Regions from separate parts of the Homo sapiens genome. Here region 2 is linked to region 1. A link is an interaction called in ENCODE POLR2A ChIA-PET data of the cell type or tissue named here. Cell type or tissue: K562. All regions are shown on one strand. Each heading gives the region's core, and the rest is flanking DNA. Links, peaks and the distances in the headings are about the cores only. Region 1 holds the start of MIR3659HG (MIR3659 host gene). Region 2 overlaps LOC105378657 (a long non-coding RNA gene).

Region 1 (10,350 bases), core at 3,268-7,267:
TAATGTTTTTGTGAGGATGCAATGCGTAAATTCAGGTAGAAGCATTTAGCACAGTACCTGCACATCATAAACCCTCAATAAACCTAAGCTACTATTATTAAGTACTGTGTGTCCACACAAAAAAAAGGTCTGGAAAGATATAGCCACCAGGAGTAGTTATGAGGAATGAGGCAGAGAGGCTGATGGAGGACTTCCATTTTCTATTTTGTATACTACTTTTCTAGTGTTTACAAATGAGCTTGTATTGTTTTTATCATCAGCAAAAACATAAAGATATTCCTATTTGGTGGAATAAAAGACACAAAAGCAGAGACCATGTCCTCGGAACATTCACTTCTCAGCTACCTCTTCATGGTTCCACATGCCCCCCTATTCTGGCCTTTCTCCCCATACACATTCCTAGGGATCCATGTCCCTCTGAAGCTGGCCAGGTGCCAGGGTGTCCTGACCAGTGAGAGCACCTTGCTCTGGATACAACGTTGATATTGATAAAACTTTTTGTGACTTTCTCTCTCTGGCAAGACGAGCATACCTAGGAACCCTGTAACTTCTCCATTCGTGCTGAGCCAGGCCTCTATTCTCCCACCTGCCCCCAAGGAGTTGGGTTTGGTCCCAGGTCAAGGTCCTGACATTTGCCCGACACAGTCCTCCTTATTAGACTTAGTCCCATCCCTGCAGCCCACAGAGAGGCTATTATGTCTGGATTCATTGCTGCCCCCTGACCTTCACTTCACTTCACCGATAAAGAACCTTGGGCAGGACAAGCCTCCACCAGGCTCTTGTCCAGGGCACTCTGGGTCCATTACCCAGCGCTTTTGGCTACAGTCAACCAACCAGGTATGAAAAAGACATGCCCTCTTCTCTGAAGCCCACTTCTTCTGAGACTGCAAACCAGTGTCTACAGTATCCCTCTAAGCCCTCATTTTTAAAAAAGAAGGAAATGAGATCACAGGGGCACAACCTATGGTCATTCAACAGGCATTCTTTATTGGTGAGTACTATAGACCGGGAATTGAGCTGGGTGCTGGGGGATAGAGGTGAAGCAGATCCAGTCCCGGAGCCCCAGAGCTCACAGTCCTATGGGAGAGACAGACACACAAAGAATTAATGACAATATAGGCCTGTAAATGCTAATGCACAAATGGACTGTGGAAGCAGGACAGAGGCTGTGGCTTAGTCTAGAGGGGAAAACTTCCCAGGGCTGGTGACCCTTGTGCTGGGATTTGAAGAATGTAAAGCAGAGATGGTGGACATTCCCAGGAGAGGGAACCATGTGTGTGGAGATAAGGGGTCTCGGAGGGCCCCGTGTGTTTGCAGGAACAGAGCTCAGTGTTGCTGGATTCAGAGGGTCAGCAGAGACAGGATTACCAGGGACTTTGGGCCTGATGATGTACATAACAGGGAGCAATAGAAGTGTTCTCAGGAAAATTAGCCAGGTGTGGTGGTGGGTGCCTGTAGTCCCAGCTACCCGGGAGGCTGAGGCAGGAGAATAGCTTGAACCCGGGAGGCGGAGGTTGCAGTGAGCCAAGATTGCACCACTGCACTCCAGCCTGGGCAACAGCGTGAGACTCTGTCTCAAAAAATAAATAAATAAATAAATAAATAAATAAATAAATAAATAAATAGAAGGGTTCTCAGGAGCCAAGTGCAAAGTGACATGTCCAAATTGTGTCTTAGTGGGAACACTGTGACCTGACTCAAGTACCTAGATGAGGGATTGGAGAAAGGGAGAATCATCCTAGACCGGTCACTGGATTTTATAACCTATCGATCCCCTCATGCGTTCTTTTGACTTTGGTTTCCCAGAGCCACTGGGGTTGTAGGCTTTGTCCAGTGCTCGAGGTACCCAGAGCAACCAGGCCAATGGACCTACAATTGAAGGTAAACTGAGGCATTCCACCTAAGATCCCGTTCCTCGGTAGAAAGGAGAACAGGGACATGAGCCCTGCACACACTCTGTGTTCAGCCACAAACCAAAGTTGAGGCTCAGGGGTGATTTTATCTGCAATGACAAGTCCATCCCCAGGCTCAGACAGGTATTGTTCCAGGCCCAGCAGACGTCCCCAAGTTAAACACACATCCAGGGCTCAAACAGACATTGCCCCCAGGCCAGGAAGATGATGTACCAGGCCCAGACAGATGTTGTGCCAGGTTCAAACACATGTCCTGAGCTCAGACAGAAGCTGTCCCAGGGCCAGATAATGTGCTGGGCTCAGCCAGGTGTCCCAGCCTCAAACAGATGTTGTCCCTAGCCTAGGCAGATGCTACCCTAAGCTCAGACAGATGTCTGCCACGAGAGATATATAAAGATGCTGAGAGGTCCCTGGGAAAATATAATTCCTAAATCCTCCTTCACCACTTCCACCCTCCACCTGCTACCCCCCAAGAAAGCTGAGAAAGGTCAGCAATGAGCCCAGACAACTCTCCCCAGACCTTCCCACCTTGCAAAAGCCAAGTAGTTGTATCATTCCATTCTTCCCCCTGACTACAAGCTAGACTACTACATTGGAGGCGTGGGGAGACATACAGTGGGATGATGAACGAGGCACATGTACAGGAGTACAGGGCACCTGTGCCATCTGGGGAGTAGCAAACGGTGATGCCCAGGCTAGCCAAGCTGACCCTATATTGGGAGAGGGAGGTGGGGGTGGTTAGAGGAAAATGTGGGTTGATGTAAGGACCAGGCCCATTAAATCCCACCTCAAACCTCACACTCTGTGACTAGAGGGGAAGGGAAAGTCCTGTGACCTCATCCCCGTACACACATGCTCTGCTCAACACCCAGGGAATATGATTACTGGGTCATGTGAAGGTAATTACTACTCCAAAGCTGGGCTGCATTAAGCTAGGGAGAAGGAGAGGAATAAGGAGGCTGATCCAGTGTGAACAGAGAATGGGGAGATGGTCCCATTTATCAGCTTGATCCTGGCTGGAAGAATAAGCTTCCTTCCCCAAGATCCCCCACAGGAGCGTCCAGGAACTGACAGCTTCCTGATAGGAGCGGCCACATCACTCTTATCCCTATTGGAAGCTAGAATTATGTGTACTGTGGCTATGCAGAGGTCAGGTTTCAGGAACTGCGGGTTTTGGAGGTTCCTGAGCCATGGGGTGGAGGCAGCCACTATACCTGAGACTGGGGAGTAAGAGGTGTTAACAGTGAGAGCCTGACCTCCCTATCTGCCCTAAGAGGTCTCCCACTTGGGCTCAGACTGAGTCTCTTCAAGAGGAGAGCTCCCCAAGCCACCAGGCAGCTAGCTCATGAATATGCAAATCAACCTTGAGCCACACCCCCCCAGCAGGTGCTGGTTGGGACTGCCCTCCTGTTCTACCTTCCTCCCCTAGGGAGCTACCCTGAGGCTGAGGAGGGTGAGATGTGGTCTCCCACCAGAGGGGAAGTACTCACACACACAATAAAACAGTATCCCAAAACACTCTCAAACGGAAGTACTGTCTGACACAATTACAAACCAAGTGTCTGACACTAATACAAACCAAGCAAAAGCACCCTAACACAAGCACATAAATGGGCATCTCTAAAGTAGAAACGTATGAATTCATGCAAGCATGCTAACATAAAGTCACCATATATACAAGCACACCAAGCCACCTACACACTATTATAAACATCATAACACATATAATCACAAGGGAACTGCCCTCCCTTCCTCCCACCCCACCCAAACTGCCTACTCCCACCCTTCAATTGGACTACAAAGTCAACCCAAGGCCCAGAAAGGTATCTCACTTTTCTAATGATGGTGACAAGGACTTAAATTATCATCCCCTGCTCCCACCCTATCCTGTGATGGTGAATTTTGCAGCCATCCGGATAAAAAGTATGTTTTAAAAAAAAGAAAGAAAGAAAGAAAGAAACTAAAGCCTAGCCCCAGCCTTTCAGAGTTGATTAATCCCCACTAATGATTTACCGATTTGCAGAGAGCGTGTTCTGCATAACCGGATTGTGGGCATTAACACCAGCTCAAAGGCTGACATTCTGCTAAAAATGAAAGTAAATTTCAAGAGCAATTGACCACCCCTAATTTGAATATTCTACTGACACTCTGGGAGGACCCCTACCCACACCCACAGCCTAGGGGCTGAGGCAGGAAAACAAAAATACAAGGAAAGATTCTTCCCAAAGAGATATTTCACCTTCTGTCCCTCCTTCCCTTCACCAAGACCTGAGATTAAATAAGTTAGATCGCTCCTTTCTCTTCTGCCAAAGGCAGCGACGGCCCTACTACTACTCCTCTCTTCTGCCTTGGGCTCTAAAGATTACAGGAAGGACAGAAGAACTGGACACCTGAAGGGGCTGAGCTTAGAGGGAGAGACGTAGGGGCTTTGAGGGCTCAGAAGGGTGAGCTCATCCTATGCGGGGAGAGCTTTAGGATGGTGGCAAGCACTACAAATCTGTCTAGATGGCACCCACCCTCGCCAAGGCAGTGGATCAATAAGATGACCCTGGCACCCTCCTAAGACTGGGAATTTATGACAGCTAGGACCCTGCCAGACTCTTCCAGTCAAAACCACATTGCAGCTCAGAATGCGCGGGCAGCAAGCCCCAGTGGGCGTGGTCCCTCCTGACACTCTTTAGCAAGAACTGGTTAGGGGAGCAGGCAGGTTCCACGCCTGCTCACACAGCCTCTTACCCACCCCAGATGGCCGGCCAGGGAGGGAAATCAAGCCACACTTTCCCTTTCCAAGTTTTCTTCAAGCAGTGATCTCACCCCCATCTTCTCAAGCAGCCAACAGAGACCATATTGCCCAACTTTCAGATGAGGATACAGAGGGTTAGGAGGCTGACACTGGCCCAAAATGAGGCCTGAGTCAGGGCCAAGATGGAACCCAGGACCCTTTACTGCCAAGCCAGGCCACTCTGAAAAGGCAAGATCCAGGGCATAAGGAGACTGCCAGGAGGGAAAGGAAGTGGCCCGCGAGTGCTGCCCCGGTCCAGCCAGCCTCAAAGACTCAAAGTCCATGCATGCGGGAGGCATCCTAAGATACACAGCCTGTCCGGCAGCACTTCCCATGGGCCCCATCTCTCCTCTTCATCTCTTAGCATTCCTGACTTGTGAGGAATCCAGGTGGAGCATCCTGGAGCCTGTCTTCCCCCAGCACTGAAAAGGCCTGAGGTCTGAAACTGCATCTGCTCTCAACCCATCCTGGACTCCTAACCAACTGACCAACTCACAGAAGAGAGCTCGGGGGCTCAGAGACCAAAGGGGGAAAGCAGCCAGACCCAGCTGCCTCCAGGAGACGCTGAGCAAGGCTCTTCCTCTTTCTCCTTCCCAAAGCTGTGCTCGGCGTGCCATTGTTAGGCCCCCTGACACCTGGGATGTGTGTCTGGAATACTGCCCTGTGTATGTGGCCGCCAGGGTGCTGATGACGACTGACTCGTGAGTATAGTTGTATTCTAGGTCCCACGTCTGTAACCCGGGGCTTTGCAGAAAGAGTATAAGGAGCTGGAGCTTGTGTAGCCTGTCCATCCCTGCAGAGCCTCCCTCCTACTCCCAGCCCCCCACAGCCCCCGGCTCAGAGACCCCCCACAGCGAGGGCCCCATCTGCTGGAGGCTCGGTGACCTGTGTCAAATGAGTAGGCGCTCGGTCACACTCCAGAGCCTGGAGGAGGCTGCTGTGCTCTGGGAAAGCCCAAGCAGCTCCTGCCTGGGGGCGGGCTGGGCAGAGGCCCCACTGGGGAGGGAGGCCCGGGAGACTCTGAAACTGGCGGCGGCCTGGCTGGGAGCTGCACTCCACAGAAAAGGAGAGTGGGAAAAAATATGAAAAGAAAAGCCTTGGGCCTAGCGCTGCAACCAAACCATGTGGACCAAACTCTGGGTTGGACACAGCCCTTTCCTCTGCTTTCTGATCCCCTGAGCGGATCTGTTATTTCTTACAGGGTGTGGGTAGATATGTCTGTGTGTCTCTGTGATGTGTGGGGTAAGCCTCTTTGTGCATCTGGGTGAGAGGGTGTGCATGGCTGGCTCCACGTGCTCTTGTGTGTGAGTATGATGGTATGCCTATGTGTGTGACTCGGCACACCAGCTGAGAGTCTCCATGTTTGTGGCCCCAAGAGCCTGTTAGGTTTCATGTATCTCTGTGTCAGCAAAGCAGTGCCTACTTCAGCCTATTTCAGCCTATGTGTGGGTTCTGTGTATCTCCCCATTTAGACACATGCCTGTATTTACCACTGGGTGTTGCTTTGTGTGACTATCAATATTCAGCCTAATGGTGCAAGTTTGTGTGTTCCTATTGTGAATCCGTACATTCAGTCCTGTGCTAAATTGCATGGTTGTATCTGTGTGTGTGTGTGTGTGTGTGTGTGTGTGTGTGCACACCTGTTCTCATGCCCACACCACTCTGTGTCTGCATGGGTCACGTGGATGTCTGACCTCTGTGTGTACACCCTGCCTACGTGTTGTGGGTCTGAGGATGAGTTCTCCCCAGGGCCTAAGAAGGTGGTGCTGCAGGACAAAGGGGTTGCTCAGCTGCAGATGTTTCTACCAGTGGCCATGTCTCAGCCCTAGTGTCCCACACAGAATCTTAAGAGTGATGTCAAGACTTCCTGGGGGAAACTTAACTCAAACACAAGAAAATTCTGACTCAAGACCAAACCCATATCCCTGTAGAAGGTCTAAAATTTCCAAAGCAGAGAAAAGAATTATATCTTTCCTGCTTCAAACTGCTTTCCAGCCCAGGCCAGCATCTAACATTTAAAGGGCACCTAAATTGCATGCCTTATTTCATCTGTGGAGCCTCAGAGCAATCCTGAAAAGCAGGCATTATTGTTCTCACTGTAAGATGCACAAACTTAGGCTCCAAGAGGCAATGTGGCTCACACAAAGTCACAGGGCTGCTAAAGGACATGGTGGGATTGGGACTTTGATTTGCTGGGTGACAAGCTGATAACCTAGAAGCCTCGCTACTGCTCTACTGCTGATGCCCCTCAATTCAGCACAGACATGGGAAGACGGTTTCAGGAGCCCCAGCAGGCCCTGGCCTGCCCTTGAGACCTACCAGAAACAGGGCCAAGGGCTCTCTTTGCTGTGCCAGCCAAAGCTGCTGCCTCCATAGACCCCCATCCCACGGTAATGAGGGGAATGATGAGTGAAAACTCACAGGTCCTGTGCCCTTGGACAAATTTTGGGTCCCTCATCTAGGCAATGAAGATAATAATCTCAGTGCTCTCTCACAGGGCTGAGAGGTACAGGTAAAAGTACTTGCTAAAACACTGTGCCTGTATGTATACCTATGTAACAAACCTGCACATTCTGTTCATGTATCCCAGAACTTAAAGTATAATTTAAAAAAAAAAAAAAAATCCGTGCCTGTTGGTCATTGTTCTTCCAGCCTCAGTGGCAATTCCAAAGGCTGGAAATCAAAACACCTGCCCGCTGTCCAGACTTCCTTCAACAGGAACTGAGACAGATTCACAGAATCACAGACCATGAGAGTGAGAAGTGCCAGAGAGGTCGACTGGTCCAAACCTCTGCAATCCCACGCTACAGGTGGAGAAACTGAGATTTAGTTAGAGAGGGGGAATGCCTTGCCTGTCACTGAACAGCAACAATGGAAACGACCAAAGTAAACACCTATCTGAGAGCTTTACACCCCCGTTGTCTCACATAACTATCTGACCTACCTTAGTGAGACAGGTGGGCTGCCTATAGTACTGTTATTCCCAACATACAGGAAGGAAAACCAAGAGCTAGGAAGGCTAGACCAGAGTTACTCTTGCCCAGGGAGATGATGGCAGCTCCAGGTTGAAAGCCCAAGCTTCAATATCACACAGGCCTGGTTAGGGCTGGCACGAGCATGGACTTCACTGCGGAATTCCCAGTCTTCCTCCTACCTCCCAGGCCTGGGAAAGGTGAAAGACCTGGGCTGCCTCAAGGTGACCATTCCCTGGGCCAGAGTCCAGGAAAGCCCAGTATCTCTAGCTCGGTTCAGACACAGAGCTCCATCGCAGCTCTTACAGCTAGGGTGGGACCACGGAGCCTGCTCAGGACAGTGGCCAATGGCAGGATAAGGGCCCTGCTCTGTCCCACTCCTTCCCTGGCTGGTCCTAGGGCATTCAGGGCCCACATGATCAAAGTCTGTGCCCAGGGTGACCCCTGTCACTGTCAACTCTGTCCCAGCCGCCCTGGATCGTTCCAATGGCAGCTGCCACCTGAGCCCCCAGCAACTTTTTTCAATCTAAGGATTTATTCCACAGACCTGATTTGCCCAGTGGGGCCCTAGGTGGGCCCCCAGCTCAGTTCTGTGATCTGGGACCCCAGGGCCCTGTAAGCTATAAATCCACTTGAGGCTAGATCCAGGAGAGAAAAGAGGGAGGACTGGCAGCTGAAGACTCCCTGGGACCCAAGCCTCGGTGTGGGGAAGAGGAGAAAACACAGCTCAGTACCCTCAGCCTGGGGCCCAAGGTCGGGTAAGAAGGCACAAAGGAACTGCAGTGAGGTCCGACTCCACTCAAGATCCTTCAGGGAGTCCTCAAGGGCTGGGGCGTGAGGAGGTAGCTAAATTCCACTGCCCACCTTTCCAACAAGGCCTCCTCAATCTCAATTCCCTTTTCAGCAGCTCCAGGCAAGTCCGGGCAAACTCTAGCCCAGGGCTCTTAGCGAGGCTGGACAGCTCCCGGCCTGCACGCCGGATTTCTGGAGAGCCCGAGCCCCTTCCCTGAGCCCATCCTTCTCCTCTCCCGGGGCGTGATCCCACCACGACCACAGCCGATGAGCCGTTCAAGCTGGGAGAAGGAGCGAGAAGGCTGCAGCGGCGCAGGTCAGATACCCCTGGGCCCAACGTCCACCCCCAACTAGCGCCCTTGCCAGCAGCGTTTTCCCCGGAGCCACAGTCTCCACCTCGAGATCTTCTCCTTCTGGAACCCCGGAGCGCGGCCGGGTACCAGGGGCTCGCGTAGGACTGTAGAACCGCTGCCGCCCGCCGTCCCAGCCCCAGCTGCCCGCGCGGTACTCACCTGGGCCTCAGTGCCCGGGAGAAGGTGTGCCCGCGCGAGGCGTGAAGCCAGAGTCCGTCCGACTCCGCCCGCACCGGACGCGCTCTCAGGGCAGAGGAGGTCGGCGGAGTTGTGACGCTGGGACTAGAGGAAGGAGAAGGAAAGCCGAGACGGGCCGGGCAGACGCGCCGAGGAGCGCCCAGTGCACGCTGGCAGCCGCGGGAGGCGAGGCGGGCGCGGTGAGCAGTCGCGCCGGAACCGAGCCGCGAATCCGCGCCGCCTCGCGCTCGCAGCCGCCAGGACCCGCGGGAATCCTGGTCCGCCGGCAGCGGTACTGAGGAGGGAGGGGCGCGGGGCTGAGCCGCTTCTCGGAGCCCGAGCGCCTCCCGGAGCCGGCAATCCCTGCTGCCCGGGCGGGATGCGGGCGGGAATTCAGCTCGCGTGGAATGTGGGACCGGCCGGGCTCGGAGTCTCCAGCGCTGGGGGAAAGCGGGGCCCACACAGCCAGGACGAGAGGGGGTGCGGTCCCAGGGCCACCCCCGCGCCACTCCCCACGTGGCGGCCGCGCCCCCGGGGCGTGAGTGTGTACGCGGACGGTAGGGGGGCCGTGAATGAAGCCCCAGCGGCCAATCAGCACGGCCGGCGCGCGGGACCCCGGGAGCGACGCCCAATGGAGAGCTCTGGGCGGCCGGGCAGGGTGGCGGGCGGGCGCGCGGGGCGGGGGCCGGGCAGGGGAGGCGGGAGGCAGCTCCGCGGGCAGCCAATGGGCGGCGGGCGGGGTGGGGCTCCGGAGCGCCGAGCGGGTCGGGGCTTTAAGCCGGCGGAGCGAGGCGGCGGGGCCCGCAGACGGAGCGGAGCGGCGGCGGCGGCGCGGCGCAGGGCGCGGGGCGGCATGGCCACCACCGCGCAGTACCTGCCGCGGGGCCCCGGTGGCGGAGCCGGGGGCACCGGGCCGCTTATGCACCCGGACGCCGCGGCGGCGGCGGCGGCGGCGGCGGCCGCGGAGCGATTGCATGCAGGGGCCGCGTACCGCGAAGTGCAGAAGCTGATGCACCACGAGTGGCTGGGCGCGGGCGCGGGCCACCCCGTGGGCCTAGCGCACCCCCAGTGGCTACCCACGGGAGGAGGCGGCGGCGGCGATTGGGCCGGCGGCCCGCACCTAGAACACGGCAAGGCAGGCGGCGGCGGCACCGGCCGAGCCGACGACGGCGGCGGCGGCGGAGGTTTCCACGCGCGCCTGGTGCACCAGGGGGCGGCCCACGCGGGCGCGGCATGGGCGCAGGGCAGCACAGCGCACCACTTGGGCCCGGCCATGTCGCCCTCGCCCGGGGCCAGCGGGGGCCACCAGCCCCAGCCGCTCGGGCTGTACGCGCAGGCGGCCTACCCGGGGGGCGGCGGCG
Region 2 (10,350 bases), core at 2,096-6,095, 400 kb before region 1:
AGTCTAGGGATTACACCAGTTACCCTCATCAGTGAAAGCAATGATTTGAGTGAAATAGGATGTTAACATGACTTTCCTCCTATCTTGAAATAGCAGGAATATTGGATGGAAATAGATGGAAACAGTTGCTACCAGATAAACTCTCTGGGGCTTCCAGAAAATGAGCCAAACTGACCCGTCTTTTCCCTGTTGCCCATCCTCAGTCCATATAGACAGAAGAACTAGAGAGTAGATTGAAGGCAGAAATTGAGAGGTATATGAGCCATTGGCTTGATAAGGAGAGCTGTGCCTTTTCCTTTCCTGCCCCATGGTGAAAATAAGAGGAGTGGGTATCCTCATTCCCCAAGCCAAGTAACAGGTTTCCAAGAGGGCCGCTCAGAGCGTGAAATGCCTGCACAAGTGCAGACAGGCATCTCACTCTTCAACTGGACAACTGCTGAGCTGCAGAAGCTTCCAAGCCTACCCAGTGATGGCCGGGAGTGAAGCAGAGTGGGAGAGTGCTTGGAGAGCTTGGCATGCGTTCCTTGGCACGTGAATATAGAAACTGGTGACTGGGGAATTCTGAAGGCAAGTAGTAATTGGAGTCATTTGCAATTGTGAGGGCAAAGGTAGGACAGCAGATGAGCAGCCTGTATGTCACTGTGGAGCATGGCAAAGGCACGTGAGTATCTCAGGAGGGAAGTGGTTGCTATGGAGGACAGCTCGGTTTAGGCAGTTCTAGGTGGTGAGGACGTTCCACCTTCCAGGCAGGAGGACTCCTTTAGTGCAGATCCTGGGGTAAGAGGAAAGTTGCAAGAGGTCAGCCAGAGGGCACATTGCTCATATCAGGAGACCATGGAGGGTGGACGTCCCAGTAGAAACTTCCCAGTGAGAGAGCCAGCATTTGAAGGCCTGTCACATTAAGAGCATTAATGCTAACCAGCATTGGCCAAGAGAGGACTGTAGGACTAGTTAAAGATAAGACTCACTCTTTCCTTATAATCCCTACTTCTCTTGCCTCTATTCTAGAGTAGCCAAGAACAGCAGTGGGATGAGGATAAAAAAGGGAAAAGCAAGGAAAGAGTAGGCCACACCCCCTTCTCTATGTCCAGTAAGCCACACCCCCTTCTCTATGTCCAGTAGGCCACACTCCCTTCTCTGTCAGTAGGCGACACCCCGTTCTCTATGTCCCGTAGGCCACATCCTCTTCTCTATGTCAGTAGGCCACATCCCTTTCTCCTTGTCCAGTAGACCACATCCCTTTCTCCTTGTCCAATAGACCACATCCCTTTCTCCTTGTCCAATAGGCCACGCCCCCTTTCCTTGTCCAGTAGGCCATGCCCCCTTCTCCTTGTCCAGTAGGCCATGCCCTCTTCTCCTGGTCCAGTAGGCCACGCCTCCTTCTCCTGGTCCAGTAGGCCACACCCCCTTCTCAGCCCCAGGGATGAGTCCTGAGCCTGGCAAAGTGAAGTGGCTTTGAATCATATGCAAGACAGAAGTTTCAATTTGGGCAATTTTTATTTGGATACTTTGGCCTTTTTAATACATGGAAGTAAGTTTTAACTACCTCAACAGAGAACATTCTCATGACTGCAAGTGAGAAGAAAGCTCTGAGTTCTCCCCAAGATGGCATGGCGGGGCAGGGAGGAGCATGTTTGAAGGCAGTGGTTGTTTCCCATTTATAAGCCATCAAGCTCAGACCATGCAACATGCAGTTTTCATAACGAATTCTCTGGTTCAGTCTGCCACCATAGATGTCTTTGGTTTAGCACTGGAAATGAAAAGGTGAAAAACACTAGATTCGCACCTTATGCTGAGCAAATATTGTCTTGAGGATGCAGACCACATTTTCTTGGCCCCCAGTCAACCTTCCCTGCTCCTCGGGGTTGGAAGCCTGTGTTCTGGCTCTCATGTCCATCATGTGCCATCCCTATCCCAGCACTTCCCTGTTGGATTGAACCCGCGTGTCTGCTCTGTCCTCCTCTGGACAGCGTGTCTCCAAATCATCCCCATCACAGCACTTCCTTGGTGGATTGCACTTGTGTGTCTGCTCTGTCCTACTCTGGACACTGTGCCTCCAAAAGCAGAGGCTGTATCTGTAATGCTCGGTCTACAGTAGCCCTCGACGCATGCAGTTGATGAATATGTGTCTGCCGCTGATCTTACCTTCTTCTTGGTCTAGAGTTGGGGACCTCTGTTTTCTCATCTGTAAAATGGTGTATCCGGCTGGCTGATTTTAAGGGCCCTTCTAGGTCCAGAAACCTTGGACTAACAGCATGGGGTTCTCTGGTCATTCCCACCCTGGGAAACATTCTGACAACCAGTTGTTTGCTGAGTGTTCAGGGCTGGATTATCTTGAGGGAAAGGCCTGAGACAGTAGCAAGGACAACTCACCTTTGTGCCGGCCACATATTGTGAAATCTGTTTTGTCTTGGAATACAGCAGGGCATATGCTGGGTCACCGTAGAGGGACTGGCAGATGGAGAAGGGCAAGGAGGGAGAACCTGAGTAGCCACCCCTCCCCTTCACCCTGCCTGATACACTCTGCAGGTGGAAGAGAGGGCTATGGCAGCTGTCAAAGTCTCAGCCTCTGATCTGAATTAACCTGGGACCACAGTCCCTGGGAGACAGAGTAGCGTGGTAAAAACAAGCTGGACTCGGCCGGGCGCGGTGGCTCACGCCTGTGATCACAGCACTTTGGGAGGCCGAGGTGAGTGATCACAAGGTCAGGAGTTCGAGAAGAGCCTGGCCAATATGGTGAAACCCCGTCTCTACTAAAAATACAAAAATTATCCAGCGTGGTGGCGGGCGCCTGTAGTCCCAGCTACTTGGAGGCTGAGACAGAATTGCTTGAACCCAGTAGGCGGAGGTTGCAGTGAGCCAAGATCGCACCATTGCACCCAGCCTTGGTAACAGAGAGAGACTCCATCTCAAAAAACAATAACAAAGCAACACGCACAAAAAAACAAGCTGGACTCCAGTCTAAGAGTTTTGTGGTAGTAGATAGGACTCCAGAAAAACAAACAAACAAAAAAAACCCCGAAAGCCGAGGGAGCAGGGCATCAGCTCAGCCAGAAACTGGGAAACAAAGTCAAGGTCTGACTAACATGGCGATGTTGGTGCTGCATCACAAAGAATTCCATCTAGCCAAGAATTGGCTAGAGTTGAAGTTCCTCCTCCCTGAGGTCAGGATGAGACCTCCTAAAGGGGGGCAGAGATGCCGAGGGCACACTGAGGGTTAGCAGGGTCCTAAAAGTACATGGAAGGATCAGGAATCAGGCTTGACAACCCCCAGCCCCACCCGCTTTCCAGACTTCCCTGTGCTCCTTGTGCGTGCTTCACTTGTAAAGGGGAAGCACTGTGATTTGTATGTTTTGCCCACAGAAGTACAGAGCTCATGTCATACAAGGGGAATAGGCAGTGATTGCCGTAGCATTGGATCTGAAATTTTTCCAGGATGTAGGGGTTGCTTGCTCAGTGAGTCTGTAAGGGCTTCATGAAGTCAGGGAGGGGCCAGATAGAGGGTTTTCGTGAGCCTCTAAACCACTGGATCCCCCTATCCTCTCTCTAATCCTCTCTACACACACTCTCTCTCACACAAATATACCAATCTTCTTGATAGAAACACACTGAATTTGTAGGATTACATATGGAATTTATAGGAAATTTTAGATGTAATTTATATAATTACAGTCATGGAAGCTGATCATTTCAGAGTGCAAGGACCTCCTGTCTCCTCTCCTTGCACACAGTCAGGATATTTACAACCAGCACCGTCTCTAGGGCCCCTGCCTGGGGGAGGGGAGCATTTCACCATGAATAGAGGAGTGTGTGGATTGGCATGGGAGAGCTCTCAGCCTGAAAGGATGGAGGATGACTAGGGAGGAGAGGGAAGGGTGAAAGAGTAGAGCTGCCATTCCCACCTCAGCTGTCAACTTGGGACTGTGTGACTCTCTTGAAGTGTGACTTTGCAGAGAAATTCAGACCCCCGCCAGCGGGACAGCTGGCTCCAGTCCTTCCCACACAGTGATGACTCAGGCAGGCTGGCCTCTCTGGAGGCAGCTTTTTCATAGCTTGCTAAAAGAATGTTGTGTCCTAGTCTGATTTCTTTGGGGTCTAACCAAGGTCCTCTTAGGAATGCACCAGTGATTCTAATTCAGGTTTCCTTGGGGTGTCTCTGTTTATCCTGGTGACAGGAGGTGGCTGTTTCAGCAAAAAAAAAAAAAAAAAAAAAAAAAATCCCAGTGACTAGGCTGGGCCAGCACATGGGAGAAATATTCTACTTTCCAACAAAAGGAGCCTCTGAAGCATCTTAGTGCTTTTAAATTATAGAATTAAGCAAATTTATGGCAGAAAAATAAACATTAAACTTAGCTTTATTTTTGGTCTGTTTTGTTTGCAAGGAATAACCCCTGTCAAACCATCAGAAAGAAGCACGGGGAGCATTGGAAGGAGACCCTCAGCGGTACCTGGGGATTCAAAAGTAGGGCTCTCCTAGGGACCCGTGGCTGACAGCTCAGCTTCCCTGAGGCCGGAGCTGCAGGGAGTTTTAAGTTGAAGGGAGATCTGGGGGCCTCAGAGGCAGCTGTCCGTGGGCCTTCTCTACTGTACTATTGTGGCCCAGGGTTGTGGCTTGAATTGTGTTTCCAGAAAGATATGTTGAAGTCCTTACTCTCAGTACCTATGAATATCAACTTATTCAGACATAGGGTCTTGGCAGAGTTAATCAATCTAAAATGAGGTCATACTGCATTTGCGTGGCCCCTAAATCCTATCACTGGTGTCCTTATATGAAAAGACACAGAGGGAAGATGGTCACATGAGGCTGGAGGCAGGTAATGGAATGATGCTGTCACAAGCCAAGGAACACCAAGCATTGCCAGCAGACTCCAGAGGCCAGGAGGCAAGGAAAGCGTCTTCCCTAGGGCCTTCAGAGGGAGCACAGCCCCACTGCACCTTGGTTTTGAACTTCCAGCCTCCAGAACTATGAGAGAAGATGTTTGTCTTGTTCTAAGGCACCCAATGTGTGCTCATGTGTCCTGGCTGCCCCAGGAAGTGAACACACCCAGCTGTGCACCATGTTCCTGCTAGCAATGGCAGCCTCTCTCTTTGTTTCTTGTTCAAATTCTTTTTTTTTCTTTTCCCCCAAGATGGAATTTCACTCTGCCACCTAGGCCAGAGTGTAGTGGCACGATCTCGGCTCACTGCAGCCTCTGCCTCCTGGGTTCTAGCAATTCTCCTGCCTCAGCCTCCCAAGTAGCTGGGACTACAGGTGCCCACCACCATGCCCAGCTAATTTTGTGTATTTTTAATAGAGACAGGGTTTCACCGTGTTAGCCAGGATGGTCTTGAACTCCTGATTTCACGTGATTGGCTGGCCTCAGCCTCTCAAAGTGCTGGGATTACAGGCGTGAGCCACCACGCCCAGCCCTGTTCAAATTCTTGATACAGAGGGGATCTGGTCCTGGTCATCTTTTGTGGCTGACCTGTGGACCAGCTGCCCTTGATGGTTCAGGGGCTGCCTTAGGCCAATTGGCTGTAACGGAATGTGGTGGGGTCACTTGGCACAAAGCAAGACTTCTTGAGCTCAAAAGGCCGGCAGAGGTCAAGCATCCTAAACATGTCCAGCAGACCCAGGCACCTTGGTCCGGGCCCACTGGGAGGTTTTGTGGAGCTGTGATCCTCCTGTAGAGTTCTTTCATATTCTTCCCTTTCCCCTCTCCACGCATCCACCTAGCTCCTACTTTTGACTGCTAATGAATGGCTAAAGAAAAAAAGTAGGTCCTTTTTTTTTTTTCTTTTTTTAAATGGACGTTCTGTAGAAAGTACAGGCACTTAAGTCCTGGATTAAGATTCACGAGTCCTGAGTTGAAAGCTAGGTTTTTGTTACTTACCAGCTATGTGACCATGACACTGGGCAGACCTTTTCACTTCTCTGAGCTTCGGATCCCTAGCTGTGAAATGGAGCCAATGTCACTGGCCTGCTAAGAATGTGATCAAATAAGAAAATGGATGTGAATATTCTTTGATCTTGTTAAAGCTCCAAGTCCACAGGGAATGCTTTAGGCAAGAAGCCGCCCCCCAGTTAGGGTGGGCTCCATGCAGAAGCTGGGCTGTGGAAACTGAGGGGCAGGCTCAGGGACAGAGTGCCTGCTGGCTGCCTGCTTTTCCTTTGTCTTTTTCGATAATGCTAATTTGGTTACTCTTAGTAACAGCTATTCCCCATTACTATTACTCATTCTGGGCTCTGAATCATTCTGATGGATACAACTTGACATCAACCAATTTGCCTAATTCATCACCTTTGCATTTCTTTAATACTAAAGACAAAGTAGGAAGGTTTTCCAACTGGCTTTGTGATTTTCTTTTCTCCTATCCTCCAGCATCAATGGGGGATGCAGAAAAGACTCCCTCTGAAGGGCTGCTGGGTGGAGAATTCAGCTGGCCAGGAATTCTGAAGTTAAAACCCACTCACTACGTGGTCTTTAGTAAGTTCAGGATGACCATGGCTTTGCTCGTCCTTGTCTCCATAGCCCCCAGGGCTGGTCGTTGGACAATCATTCATTTTCTATCTGGGATTAAGCCCAGCCCAGCCGGGACTGAGAGTGTTCCCCACCCAGCTTCCCTGCACTTGTGTACGCTCAGCCATGGCCTAAAATGCGGAGTTCTCATTTCGAGGCTCAGGACTGATTTCTCCCGCCCTCAATGTGGGGAGGTCCTGAGTCCACTCATTCTTTCAAGTCCTGCCCAGCCACCTTCTCCATGGAGAAGGAATCTCCTGCTCGGAATTTCTACATCCCTTCTCCTGTTCCTTTATGATGAGCCGTAATCCTTTCACATTACAAAATCAAAATGCAGAAGCATGTAAGGTAAAGGGTGATGTTTTCCCCATTCTTCTTCTCCAGTGTCCTCCTCTCCCCAGCACCTCCTTGTGTAAGCAATGTTTTGTTTTGTTTGCATCTTCCAATGTCTTTCTTTGTGTTCACACTAACATATTCATTTATATATTCATACATAAAGGGGTTTTCTACTAATATTTAAATGTGCTCTCATTGCACATACACAATTACCTTTCTTAACTTAATAATATATTATGGGCATTCCTCCATGCCAATTCACATATATCTTTCGTTTAAATGGCTTCATAATGTTCTATACATTTATTCAAATCTTTCCCTGTTGTCTTCCGGTCCGTAATCTTCATACACACATCTTTTTATAGTGATGTTTTAGTTTCTGTAGGAAAGAGTCACAAATGTGTGATTTCTGGGCCAAAGGATATAATATGCTTAATTCTTATAGTTACTAGCAGATTACTTTCCAGATAGGATGTGGGGATATAGCTCATCAGTGAAGTATAGGAATGCCTGTTTCCTCACACCTTCACCAGCTTTTAGATGCTAAATATAAATATTTTGCATTTTTTTTTACTATCTGCTGGGTGACAAATGGCATTTTAGTGTTTTAATTTCCATTTTCTTAAATACAGGTGAATTTGAACATCTTTTTATATTTCTTGGCCATTTGCATTTTTCTGTAAATTCCTTGTCAAATCTTTTGCCCATTTTTAATTGCATCCTTTAAATATTACAGTCTCAGGCCGGGCGCAGTGGCTCACGCCTGTAATCCCAGCACTTTGGGAGACCAAAGCGGGGGGATCACTGGAGGTCAGGAGTTCGAGACCAGCCTGGCCAACATGGTGAAACGCTGTCTCTACCAAAAATACAAAAATTAGCTGGGCATGGTGGCACATGCCTGTAGTCCCAGCTACTTGGGAGGCTGAAACAGGAGAATTGCTTGAAACTAGGAGGTGGAGGTTGCAGTGAGCTGAGATCACACCACTGCATTCCATCCTGGGCAACAGAGCAAGACTCTGTCTCAAAATAAACAAATAAATAAATAAAATAAAAAATAAAAAAATAAGTACGATGGTCTCCTTGTACTTGTCCAACATAACTTCTGTCCATAATAACAGCTAATATTGGTATCGCATATAAAGCATTTTTCACATACATTAGCTCATTAAGTCACTACTATGATTTTACAAGGAACATATTATTTTTAGTTTTAGGAAACTGAAGCCCAAAGGCTTGCTCAGGCTACGTAGTCTACTGCTGCTGAGCTGAGGCTCCAGCTGCCTTCCACAGCCCCATGGGAAGGATCCATGGGTGACTTTTCTCTCCCATTTGGTGCCTTGCACAGACCTTACACCAGGGAATGGACGTAAAATGAGTAGAATGACATATGATGGATGGATTAATGAATCAGAAGATGGAGAGAATGATGGATAGATTAAAAGATGGCAGTTTGGAACAACTTCCCAATATATACCCCTCCCCAACAATATGTGTCTTCTGGATTTCTGCTCAAAATGCCCTTCTCATTCTTCATTATCATTGCCAAGCAGTCTTTTCATAGGCATCTGACCTTGCTATAGTCCTTGACTTCTCGTGTATGAGGAGGGTCTGTCTCAAGCATGGAAAACAGCCCTTTGCCTCAGGTAGGTAACGTGAAGAGTGACACAGAGTGGAAGAGCATAACACAGCAGTTCTCAGCTAGAGGTGATTTTGGTCCCCCTTCCCCAGGGGACATTTGACAATGTCTGGAGACATTTTTGATGTCACAACTTGGGGAGGAGGTGCTACTGGCATCTGGTAGGCAGAGGCCAAGGATGCTGCTAGACATCCTACAAGGCACAGGGCAGTGCCCACAACAAAGAATTCCTTGGCCCCAAATGCCAAGAGTACTGCTGTTGAGAAGCCCTGGCTTAAAGCGGCAGCAAGCCCCTTAGTGACAGCGTGATAAGAAGGAAGGATGTAGGATTTGTAAACTCAAGGGACTTGCCTCTGAGCATTAAGGGGCCTGTATGATTTTGAGCACTGATCCTTTCTCAGCCTCAGTTTTCTCAAGTGAAAATGTGGATAATCTCATCTTCCATGAGAGACTATTGTAAATATTAAGCAGAAGGATGTATGTGAAAGGCTGCTAGGTACATGTGGGAGATATTGATTGTCATCAGGAAGCATTTGAGAAAGGTATCTTATTTATCTGGGCGTGAATTTGGGGGAGCTCAGCCTGTACTCTCTTGGTTTCTCGACTGACTGTGTGTGGGTTCTTTGGATGTGAAAATGCAGGTGTTTGTGGCTTGGAGTCTGAAAAACTAGCTGAATGCTAATCTCCCAGCGTCCTTGTTTGCTCCTCTGGAAACTTTGCTGGGGGACAGCTAATCGATGGGGGGAAATGATGACTCCTGCATTGTGCACATACTAACTGGCAGCCCTGGAGCCCAGACCCGGGACTTGGGAACATGCTTTTGCTTTTGAAGGAAGGCTGGGCAGGGAACTGTAATGGAATTTCTAATTCTGGATCTGGTTAGTTGAGAGCAAGATCAGATCTACTTGATGTAGCAGACCAAGGTAGCAGATGGAAGAAGGGGAGCCAAATGGCCAAATTAGGGGATGAAAAATCAAAGAAAATGAAAAGGAACGAGAAAAGACAGCGGGAGGAGGTCCTGAGGAATTGGGCAGCCTGAGAGCCAAAGCCCAGAAAGGCGTTTTACACTCTTGGTCTATGTCACTTTAATCCTAGCCATTTACTTAGGCAAGGACTTTTGGGCAAAGGATTTTTCTAATCAACCCCACCATATCACCCCAAGTCTAACCTCACCCTCCACTCTGCCCATACTTCCTGACCCACACTACAGCCTCTGCTGTGTCCCCACCCAGGCCCGGTTCCCTGTCCTCTCTTCTCCCTACTTGCCTGGACCCCTCAAGCCTTCCTTCAACCTCACTGGTTTGATTAGAATCCCATCCACCATCCTTGGCTCAGTCCACCCACCATGCTGAAGATGGAAGGGAAAAGAAGTGAGTAAGGGAGAGAGCAAAGGAGAGGAGTGGTCTCTTTTGAGCCAAGGGAATTAGATTCCCCAGCCTGCTTTCAGCTTATTCTGCCCCAAAGACCAGAAGGATAATCCTTTCCCTAATATTCTTGACATAAAACCAACTTATGTACAAATACACCTGTCCTGTTTTGAGTCATAACTAGTGGTTCATAAGCATCTTTTATAGCGTGTGGAATTCACAGCTTGGAGGTGATGCACATTCTGCCCAGGATTCAGGCCCTAAGCCGGGTCCTGTGTCTTCTCAGCACACGTACCCCAGATCCATTGGCCTTCTTGTCTTTCTGGAACTCTTGGGCTAGGGTTGCCCTCCTCTCAGTAAGAAGCTTCTGTGAGTGTGGAACAGAGCAGCAGATAAAGTCAAGGATGTCAGGAGAGCTTGTAAGGTGATTCAAACCCTAGTTCCAGGAAGAGAGAACCCAGGGAAATTCTTTTATCAGTGTTCTTCATTCAGCAGTGGCAGCAGTGTGGTG

What was found. Peaks named below come from ENCODE experiments on the same cell type or tissue, not always from the same donor. Only the 100,000 strongest peaks of a DNase experiment are listed, where the experiment ranks them.
Region 2: POLR2A ChIA-PET joins it to region 1 with 7 read pairs; 1 of 35 experiments calls an interaction of 5 or more read pairs at or near these places.

What each region holds. Positions count from the first base shown.
Region 1 is chr1:38,046,236-38,056,585 of GRCh38, reverse strand. MIR3659HG (MIR3659 host gene) reads right to left here and starts at 9,452. Exons shown (of 5, transcript NR_168386.1): 1 at 8,972-9,452. It overlaps POU3F1 (POU class 3 homeobox 1), which reads left to right and starts at 9,793. Exons shown (of 1, transcript NM_002699.4): 1 at 9,793-10,350. The coding sequence starts at 9,843. RefSeq lists silencers at 3,158-3,217, 9,403-9,732 and enhancers at 8,489-8,989, 8,990-9,490. In K562, for the core only: no CTCF peak of the experiment used is centred there; a DNase peak (open chromatin) is centred at 3,295; H3K27me3 peaks cover 408 bases.
Region 2 is chr1:38,445,391-38,455,740 of GRCh38, reverse strand. The region is part of intron 2 of LOC105378657 (a long non-coding RNA gene); the gene reads left to right. Among named protein-coding and RNA genes, the nearest start is that of LINC01685, 25 kb to the left of the region's middle. RefSeq lists an enhancer at 2,693-3,194. In K562, for the core only: no CTCF peak of the experiment used is centred there; a DNase peak (open chromatin) is centred at 3,980; H3K27me3 peaks cover 3,408 bases.